Linked DNA regions of Homo sapiens: region 2 is linked to region 1. Evidence: read pairs that join two places in POLR2A ChIA-PET (ENCODE). Cell type or tissue: Panc1. All regions are shown on one strand.

Evidence for each region. Peaks named below come from ENCODE experiments on the same cell type or tissue, not always from the same donor. Only the 100,000 strongest peaks of a DNase experiment are listed, where the experiment ranks them.
Region 2: POLR2A ChIA-PET joins it to region 1 with 12 read pairs; 4 of 35 experiments call an interaction of 5 or more read pairs at or near these places.

The regions. Positions count from the first base shown.
Region 1 is chr6:47,510,330-47,515,329 of GRCh38, reverse strand. All of the region lies in intron 2 of CD2AP (CD2 associated protein), which reads right to left. Among named protein-coding and RNA genes, the nearest start is that of CD2AP-DT, 35 kb to the right of the region's middle. In Panc1, no CTCF peak of the experiment used is centred here; a DNase peak (open chromatin) is centred at 2,345.
Region 2 is chr6:47,654,341-47,659,340 of GRCh38, reverse strand. It overlaps the pseudogene ADGRF2P. Among named protein-coding and RNA genes, the nearest start is that of ADGRF4, 42 kb to the left of the region's middle. In Panc1, no CTCF peak of the experiment used is centred here; a DNase peak (open chromatin) is centred at 2,968.

The DNA.
Region 1 (5,000 bases):
GGAAAACCTTTCCTTCTCATTCAGATTAATTTATTAAATAGTTTTAAATATCTTTAAGCAATCTTCAAAATATACTGTACCCCCTACTTTAACCCATGCTTTTAGTCTTAAATCCCATTACTCCCCCATATGAAAACTTTCATTCAGCCAAAGTAGTCTGCCTAATTATCTTTTTATCATAAATTATCTAATACCTTTGCCAGACCTACAATGCACTCAGTACTCCTATAACTTTCTACCTTAAGAACCAATTCAGTGTTACTTTTTTTTTTTTTTTTAAGACGGACTCTCACTCTGTCACCCAGGCTGGAGTGCAGTGGAGTGATCTTGGCTCACTGCAACCTCCGCCTCCTGGGTTCAAGCAATTCTCCTGCCTCAGCCTCCCGAGTAGCTGGGATTGCAGGTGCGTGCCACCACTCCTGGCTAATTTTTGTACTTTTAGTAGAGACTGGGTTTCACCGTGTTGGCCAGGCTGGTCACCAACTCCTGACCTCAGGTGATCCACCTGCCTTGGCCTCCCAAAAGGGTGGGATTACAGGTGTGAGCCACTGCGCCCAGCCTAGTTTTACTTTTAATCCCCTTTCTGAAAGACATTTTTTCAAAGATTCTGTAACACCTATCATCTTATCACATGTCTGCCATTCAGTCATGTAAGGCATTACAATTTATCCTGTTTTACACTGTTATTTCCCCCAATAAAATAAATTGTGGGAAAGATTCTTCTCACCACACCCCAAAATATGTCACAGTCAACTAAGCATTTGTTTACTGGAATGTGTTTATTTTGTTTTATCTCAATTACAAAGTAGCAACTCCAACAACCAAGTGCCAAATATGAACTAGCCAAGACATTGATACTGAATCAAAGTTATACCCACAAATAAATCTTTATTCTCTACTTTAGTCTAAAACATTGAAGTTAAGAATGTAGTAATATCTGCTAAGTTAGCCTGGTTTCTCCTCAGTTTTAGCTTACTTCTTAAACATAACAAATTAATGAGGTATAGTTTATGATTTGTAGCTACAAAATAAAAATGAAATGACTTAAAAAAGATCAATGAAGTAGACTATTCATATCTTTCCAAGTGAAAAACATTTAATCATACTAAACACAAAAAAAGATTGATGACATACTAAAAATGAAAATTTTACAGCTAATAGTAAAGTTGTTTATACTTAGACAAGTCACAAAAAGCATTTACGAGGAATACATAAGCAGAAGGAAGACAAAAGTCTATTGGTTAAAATACATTAAGAACTACTAGAAATTAACTAGAATATGAACAAGAACTCAAAGGAAAAATAGAAGAAATATCCTGAACAAGCTGTACACAAGGAACTGAAATGTGAAAAGATGCCTAGCTTCACTAGTAATCATGAAAATGAAACACAACATGGTAGATACTACTGTACATCTGTAAGGCTAGCCCCCCCCCCAAAAAAAAATTTTTTTTAAAGTCTGATGGTATCAGACGTTTTTAAATTGGTATAATTACTTGAGAGAGAAATCAGACAACATCTAGTATAGTTGAACATGTGCACACCCTAGGAGTCAGCAAATCTTCAGCTGTACACATACCCCAAAAAAGATGTTTACTGAAGTTCTAATAGCTAAAAATTTCTTAATAGCTAAAAATTGAAAAAAAGTCCTAAATATCCAAAAAATATGTAATACTTAGCCGGACAATGGAATACTATGCAGAGATTAGAAAGTAGTAGTAAAGGTGTCTCTCCTATAATACTGTATGTGCAGTCTTAAACACCATGCATTCTGGGAGAAAAAAAAACACTAAAATACCACTTATTATGTGAAAACTTCAAAATCAAACACTAAAAATACCAGTGACTATATAAAAAATAGAGTTTGCAGACCACTCAATTTATGCAAAAACCTATGCAGTTTGGGACCTCAACACTATAAACGAAAACAAATAATAACTAGAACCTACATAGATAGGCAATAACTTAGACTGCCCAAGCAGTCATGACTGAAGAATTCTTCAGTAGCTATTAAAAATGTAAAACAAAAAACAATTAAGTGGGAATGTTGGTTGGCTTATGGATGCTGAGACAGTGAAAGTGAGCACCAGGATTTAAGAGCCCTCAATGCCAGAACTGTAAACTTTGAGGAAGATACCCTTAGAGATACAGATGGTTACTTTAAAAGAAGAAAAAAAAAAAAAAAAGGTATTCAGATTCAAAAGAACTCCAAGCTGCTTCCATTTTCTTGCTGAAGTCATAATCCTACAATCTTTATTACAGCTCTTCTTACCTAGAAAATAAACTAACACACTTTCTCATTGTCCTGACATCATTTCTCTCTACTAATTACCTATAAGCTAACTAGTGTTATAAAACCCATTTGTAACAGATGCAACTACATTATGTATCCATGTTGAAATCTCACATTAAATATAAAGAAAAGGTGCAATGTGAAACAATTATGTAAGTGTCTAAATCACACAAAATACTATTTGTTTATGCACAGGCAAATAGGTGTAAAACTATGGACTAAAGGATACATACAACTTAAGAACACAGGTGGTCCTGCAAAGGAAGAGAAATGAGAAGGAGGTGATGAGAACTCAATCTCATCTGTAATGTTCTCTTTATTAAAAAGTAACACTTAAGCAAGATGGCAAAATGATAATATTCTGTACATTAAGTTCATAGATCCTTGTGTTCAATATCCTTTGTAAAATACTTTTAAAACTGGAAGACAAACACACTGCAAAGGGACAATGAAATGGGCATAAGTTTGTCACAAAACAAACTTATGGTGTCTAAAGTTTTTCATAATAAGCCACAAAAACAATTCAGCATTTCTATTCATCTTCCAGCCCAATTTGACTATCATTGTTCTTCAGTATAGCTATCTGAATTAGTAACAGGGACGTGAGTTTTTTACAAGAAGCCTAGTTCCACCATCCACACTCCATATTCACAGATTTACAAAATAACATGCACCTTTTTATGTTTGTTTTTTTTGAGACAGAGTCTCGTTCTGCAACCCAGGCTGGAGTGCAGTGGTGCGATCTCGGCTCACTGCAACCTCCGCCTCCCACGTTCAAGCGATTCTCCTGCCTCAGCCTCCTGGGTGGCTGGGACTACAGGCGCATGTCACCACTCCCGGCGAATTTTTTGTATTTTATTTTATATATATTTTTTTTTTCAGACGGAGTCTCGCTCTGTTGCCCAGGCTGGAGTGCAGTGGCGCGATCTCGGCTCACTGCAAGCTCCGCCTCCCGGCTTCACACCATTCTCCTGCCTCAGCCTCCCAAGTAGCTGGGACTACAGCCGCCCGCCACTACGCCCAGCTAATTTTTTGTATTTTTAGTAGAGACGGGGTTTCTCCGTGTTAGCCAGGATGGTCCCAATCTCCTGACCTCGTGATCCGCCCACCTCGGCCTCCCAAAGTGCTGGGATTACAAGTGTGAGCCACCCCCGGCCAATTTTTTGTATTTTAGTAGAGTTGAGGTTTCACCGTGTTAGCCAGGATGAACGTGCACCTTAATGTCCCAATAGGAAGCTTATTTTCAAATGGACAGTGAATTTTAAATTACAGCTTTCCCCTGAATTTTAACATACACATCTGAAGTGATAAAGCCAACTACCTTATTAATTTGTGTATTATCCATTGCTGTTGATTACCTAAGGGTAATTTTTTTTAAATAAAATTTTGCTTTGGAATAAAAAGATTTACAGAAGAGTTACAAAGGAAGTAGAAAGTTCCCACACTCTTAATTCAGTTTTGCCTAATGTTAATAGTGTGTATAACCACATTCCACTTCAAAACTGAGAAATTAACACTGGTACATTATTATTAAACTACTAACTGTATATGGATTTAATCAATTTTTCCACTAATGTCCTTTTTCTGTTCCAGAATCCAATCCAGGAAACCAAAATGTATTTGGTTATTATGTCTCCTTTGCCTCTTCTGGTCAATGTCAGTTTCTCAGTATTTCCTTGTTTTTCATGACCTTGACATTTTTGAGGAGTACTGGTCAGGTATTTTGTAGAATGTCTCTCAATTTAGTTTGTCTGAGGTTTTCCCCAGCCAGGATCATGGACTTTGGGGAAGAATACCACAAAGGTGAAGGGAATACATGGTATCAACATAACCTATCACTGGTGACATTAACCTGGACCACTTGGTAAAGGCAGTATTTGCGAAGTTTCTCCATTAAAAGCTACTAAGCTACTATTTTTCCCTGTCCATCTATTCCTTTTTTTTTTTTTTTTTTTTTTTTTTTGAGACACAGAGTCTCACTCTGTCACCAGGCTGGGGTGCAGTGGCGCGATCTCAGCTCATTGCAACCTCTACCTCCCGGGTTCAAGCAATTCTCCCACCTCAGCTTCCTGAGTAGCTGGGACTACAGGCGCACGCCACCATGCCCAGCTAATTTTTGTATTTTTAGTAGAGATGGGGTTTCACCATGTTGGCCAGGATGGTCTCGATCTCTTGACCTCGTAATCTGCCCACCTCGGCCTCCCAAAGTGCTGGAATTACAGGCATGAGCCACCGCGCCCGGCCCCATCTATCCTTTAGTCTATTCCACACCTGAGGAAAGCTTTTGGAAGGGAAAGAGGGGGTGTGCGGAAAAGGAAATAAGTATTTAGAATTATCACTTGGAATTTTTGTTTCAATTTATCCTTTCTCCCGTTTATTTATTCAACCATTTATTTATATCAATATGGACTCATGTATACTTATGCTGTATTTTACATAAAAATCAAATACTAGATTATTGTGCTGCTCAAACTGTTCCAGCTCTAGATATTGGGAGCTCCTTCAGGTTGGGTTCTAAGTCCCTTTGACACAGGCCCACCTTTTGTTTTTTTAACCACTTAATTTTCTGCCACCACAACACGCTCCAGGCTTATCTTGTATCTTCATTACCCCAAACACCAGAATCAGTCATTTCTCCAAGGAGCCCTTCCTTTTATTAGAGAATGGTATTTGGAAATCAAGATCTGGGCACTGGATGTACTCACGG
Region 2 (5,000 bases), 140 kb before region 1:
CAGCGGTCATAATAAGCAATGGCTTTGTCTTATCAACAGCTGGATGTTCTCAAATTCAGCAGTTCAGGACTCACTTTGCATTTCTGTTAGAGGAATACACTGGACTCCTATTATCATTATTACATTTATTTTCCTAACTACCCCCTCAGCCCACCCATCCCTGTCTGGAAACTGCTTACCCATCCACATTTCCTGTGTGTGCAGCCAGCTGAACAGTGTACTTGGTCAGAGCTGACTGCATTAGGGGATGGCAGTTGATCCAACTGAACCCATCCATCCTCACCCCAGGAATTTTGAAATTTGGACAAGAAGAAAGAGATGGGACTCACTCTCTTTGTCAAGAGAAGCTGAAAAACCCAGCAATCCATAGCAGTGATTTCCAGCTTCAATCGTACATCGGGATTCCCAGAGGAGCTTTTAAAATATACTAGTGCCTGGGCCCCACTTCAGAACCATTTAAATCAGAATTTCTGGGGCTGAGGCTCAGACACTAATACATTGCCCCAAACTTTTTATCTTGAATAATTTAATTACGACTGAAAAATGGAAAGAATAGAACAGTGAACACTTAATATCCCTTCACCTACATTGTGCTGTTAACATTTAGGATAAATGGTCTTTTAAATTCCACAGATGATATTCATATACAGAACTGAGAAAAAACCCTAGGTGATATTAATATGTGATTGAGAACGACCTAACTGTAGAAAGAAGGACAGAGCAAAAGGAAGCAGATGCACCAAGAGGGGCAAAGATCATAAAGAGAGTCCTGAGGCCATTCAGACCCCTGTGTCTCATGCCCTGTGTTCTATGAGATCTCCGAGTATTACTAAAATAAAATCACTTTTGGGGCTTTAGCTAAGGAGTTGTTCATTGCAGTCAAAAGACTCAGGAGTTGTTCATTGCAGTCAAAAGATTCAGGAATAATAGGCAGAAGCAGTAGGTTCTATAGCCTCGTCCCTAAATAAAAATAAAATCAGGGGTTTTACTAGCCTGAGAGATGGCTGTTATGTTAAAAGAAATATATAAAAATAACAAACCCGGAAGCCATCAATTCCCAAGATAATGGGACTGATAGATCATTGCTAAACTATGGTTTTTTGGAAGTAGCCACTGTCTCCTGAGGTAGACTGTTTCCCACTAGTGAATTAAATCAAATCTCACACACACAACAGCAGTAACAAGGAGGGGAAGGTGGCTGTGGGCCTGGTCTGCCCATATCACCAACCCATGTCACTGACATGGGTTAGAATTACCAGAACATGCTGATGATAAAGAAGACTGATTTTCAGTTGGTTCTATTATCTTTTAGACATGTTTAGAAATATTATTCTCTATAGGAACTGCACCCCGTTAATGCCTGAACCCAGGGCAGGTGACTTCCACTGACAACCCCTGTGCTGTCCTCCCATGTCCAATTTTAGAAAGAGCAACCGGTTACCAGGCCTGGTAACTGAATCCCCTGATCTCATTATCTGTGAATAAGAGGTCTGATTTCTGTTCACAAGTTTCTATTCATTTTTCAAAAAAGACAATGATGTTGTAACTCTATATTATGCAAATATTATTAGAACAGAATTGTGGCTATATTATTTTAGGATACCATCTCTAAGGACATAAAGTACAAGTTTTGCAGTCTTTTAAGGCTAACCACTTGCCCAGAAATATATTTGAAATTATGCATTTGAGCTACCAATAAGTGGATTTTTTGAAACTATAGGACTATGAATGAATTTTGAAAGAGGAAACGTAATAAACCAAAAGTAATGTGGGAGAAATTCAAGCATCACTTTTATCTGTAAGTTCACTTTAAGAGGGAAAAACACATTTTGTCAAATTTCAAAGGATAAACAATTTTAAGCAAAACTAAACTTTTAAAATTCATATTCAACAAATACTGACAAAGAATCAGAAAAAAGAAAGGAATGAAGCATCAATTACACTATTTTAAAGAATAGTATAAAAAACAATGGAACTGTAGTTACATCCCCACAATACAAAGAATGACACAATGGAGACAAGCTTAAGAACCCAGAGAAATCTCCCCAAAGTCTGCCTTCCTCTTGAGAAAGTATCATCTGAGAAGAAGAATGTGTAAGGCCAAGAGTTTTCATTGCCATAGGTTAGTCGTTGGTGCAGGATTTTTTGAGAAAGTACAAAAATATTACTCAGTTTCAAGAAGGGTTTGAGGCTAGTGATGCCTTCATAATAAGCCAAAATTGTAGATAAAACATGACAAGGTCTGATGAGGGAAAATAATCATAAAAATGTTCATTAACTTCTGCATTTACACCTAGTACCTTGGAGATTATCAGAAAAAAAGGTTATTTATAGGTTCCCATTTCCTGTATTCTGATCTTTGGATAAAATTAGTGGAGCACAGAAGAACAGAGAAGAATAAATGAAAACAAAAATATTTTTATACAGACTTGTGCTCTTATTACGTAAAGTGCCTTAAAGTTAATAAATTCCTTCTTATTCACTGTACATGTTCCCTTATTCACTGTATAAATTCACTTATTCACTACATATGTTATTAATTAAACCTCAAATTACCAAAGCCTCACAAACACAAAATCATGAGTGGCTGCTCATCTCTGAAATTCCTCTCCAAAGGAAGTCACTGGAAGGAGAAGGAGGACCTGGGACTACTCACTGTGGCTGGCCAAAGACAAACTCACCGGCAAATTTGCCCCACTCCCTGGCAGCTGGAGATATGGGCATTACTGGCTCTCTTCTGTCATACCTTGCTACAAATCACAGGCTGGGCTCTTGTATGGATGAGAGTCAAGTTAGCCCCGAATGGCAGCTCCCCAGGCTGGACCCTGCGGTTCCCATAGGCAGTCAGCCCCATGTGCAGGAGTGCTGCAGCCTGACAGACAAGTCCTGCATGGGAGTAGCTCCTGCAGTGGGAGGGGCAATGCACTGGAGAATGGATGAGTCACACCAGGTGACAGACGCGGACTCTCACAAAAAGCAAAGGCTCCTGTCTTGGGCAAGGGATTTAAGACTGTGGTGGCAGCACAGGATGTGTGATGCATGGCTGTAGCTCATTTGTTCTTACAAATCAGCCTGAGCCTAAAGATGAAATTTGGAAACCACAAGTGCCTCTGCTTGGGGCTCTGGTACTAGCTGGCTGGCTTTCTGGTTACTAGGATTATGGTGGTATGGTTCCCTAATCATTCCTATCGGTCTCCAGTTGCAAACACAAGGTAGCATTGTGATTCCTCACCTCCTTGTGGTCAGTGGGGCATTTAAGTAATTCTGCATGGTGCCAGCAATTCAGAATAGTAGTTACTCCATGAGACTGGGTCCCTGAGTGACCGTGATAAGAAGAGGTCCCTGCTAACACATGACAACCATAAGAAAGGATTACTTCTTACTATTCTTACTCCCTGAGATTTGGGAGCTATTTGTCACCTCAGCATAACCTACCCTATACAAGGACAAAGACTCTCAAAAAGCAACATGGTCAGTGACATATCTTTTTTTAAATTTGAAACACTCAAAAACTCTTTTTTTTTGTATTTATGAACTTCTTAGCTTCCCCAATCCCATGTTTGAAAAGCTATATCTATATTTATCTAGAGTGTGGCATTTTTCAAAATCTTCACGAAGTTCTCCTAATATACTGAAAGGCACCCCTTAATTTTAATCTCAGCATTCCCCCTTCCTCATTTTGTTTCCTTAGCTAGTCTTGATCTTCTAGGAAGTGGCCAGGGAAGGATGGGAAAGTTCCCAGCTGCTGTGAGTGCTGTGCTGCTATTTTTCTCTAATTCTAGGTCTGTGAATCCCCTTGAGGGCTGAATAGTACCCTCTTGAAATCCACTCAAGTCTGCTCCTCAGATGGGAAAATTCTATCTTTTAAAAAATATAGGTTGGCCACAGTGCCTCACACCTGTAATCTCAGTACTTTGGGAGGCTGAGGCAGGAATGCTTGAGGCCAGGAGTTCGAGACTAGCCTGAGCAACATAATGAGACCTTGTCTCTACTTTAAACAAACAAACAAAAAAAATTAGCTGGGCATGGTGGTGCACACCTGTAGCCCTGGCCACTCAGGAGGCTGACATAGGAGGCTCACTTGAGCCCAGGAGATTGAGGCTACAGTGAGTGGAGATTGTGCCACTGGACTCCAGCCAGGGTGACAGAGTAAGACCCTGTCTCAAAAAAAATTTATATATATATATATATATATATATATATATATATATACACATACACACACACACACACACACACATATATATACACACATATATATACATATATATATACACATATATATACACACATATATATACATATATATATACACATATATATATATGCTTTATTTTTTAGAGTAGTTTTAGGTTTACAGCAAAATTGAGGCAAAAGTACAGAGATTTCAAAAATATCCCTGCCCCCCCATACACACAACCTCCCCCACTATCAACATCTCGCGGTAGGTGATGCATTTGTCACAACTGGTGAGTCTACACTAACATGTCCTAATCAGTCGCATTGTCATTATTTATACACAAAATGCCCAGTGTGCCATGCATCTGTGGATATATCAATTTATATAAAATATGACCCCTAACCTCCCAGAGTTCACACTTCTAGTTGGAAGAAGAAAACACATAAATATGAAAAACATACAAGATCTTCTCTACTAATAGCTGACACAGTCACTCCCAACAATGGAGGAGTTGATGGAGGCTGGCCTGGTCAGGAGTCACTTCATGGAGAATACAGGGACAGACCAGGCCTTAAAGGACACGTCTGATTTACACTGATGAGCAACGTTTTGGTAGCAGGAGAGACTTGTTCAGTAAAGGTTTATTGAGCATCTACCAGAGATCAGGAATGTAAAAAGTGGAAGTGTTCTTGAAGATCATCCAAGCCCAGCCCCGCACAGCACAAATCAGGAAGCCAACCCAGCTATTATTTCCAGAGCTGGGACTCCCAACTTTTGAAAAGGCAGATGCTTGTACTGGCCTAAACCAAATGAAGCAGGG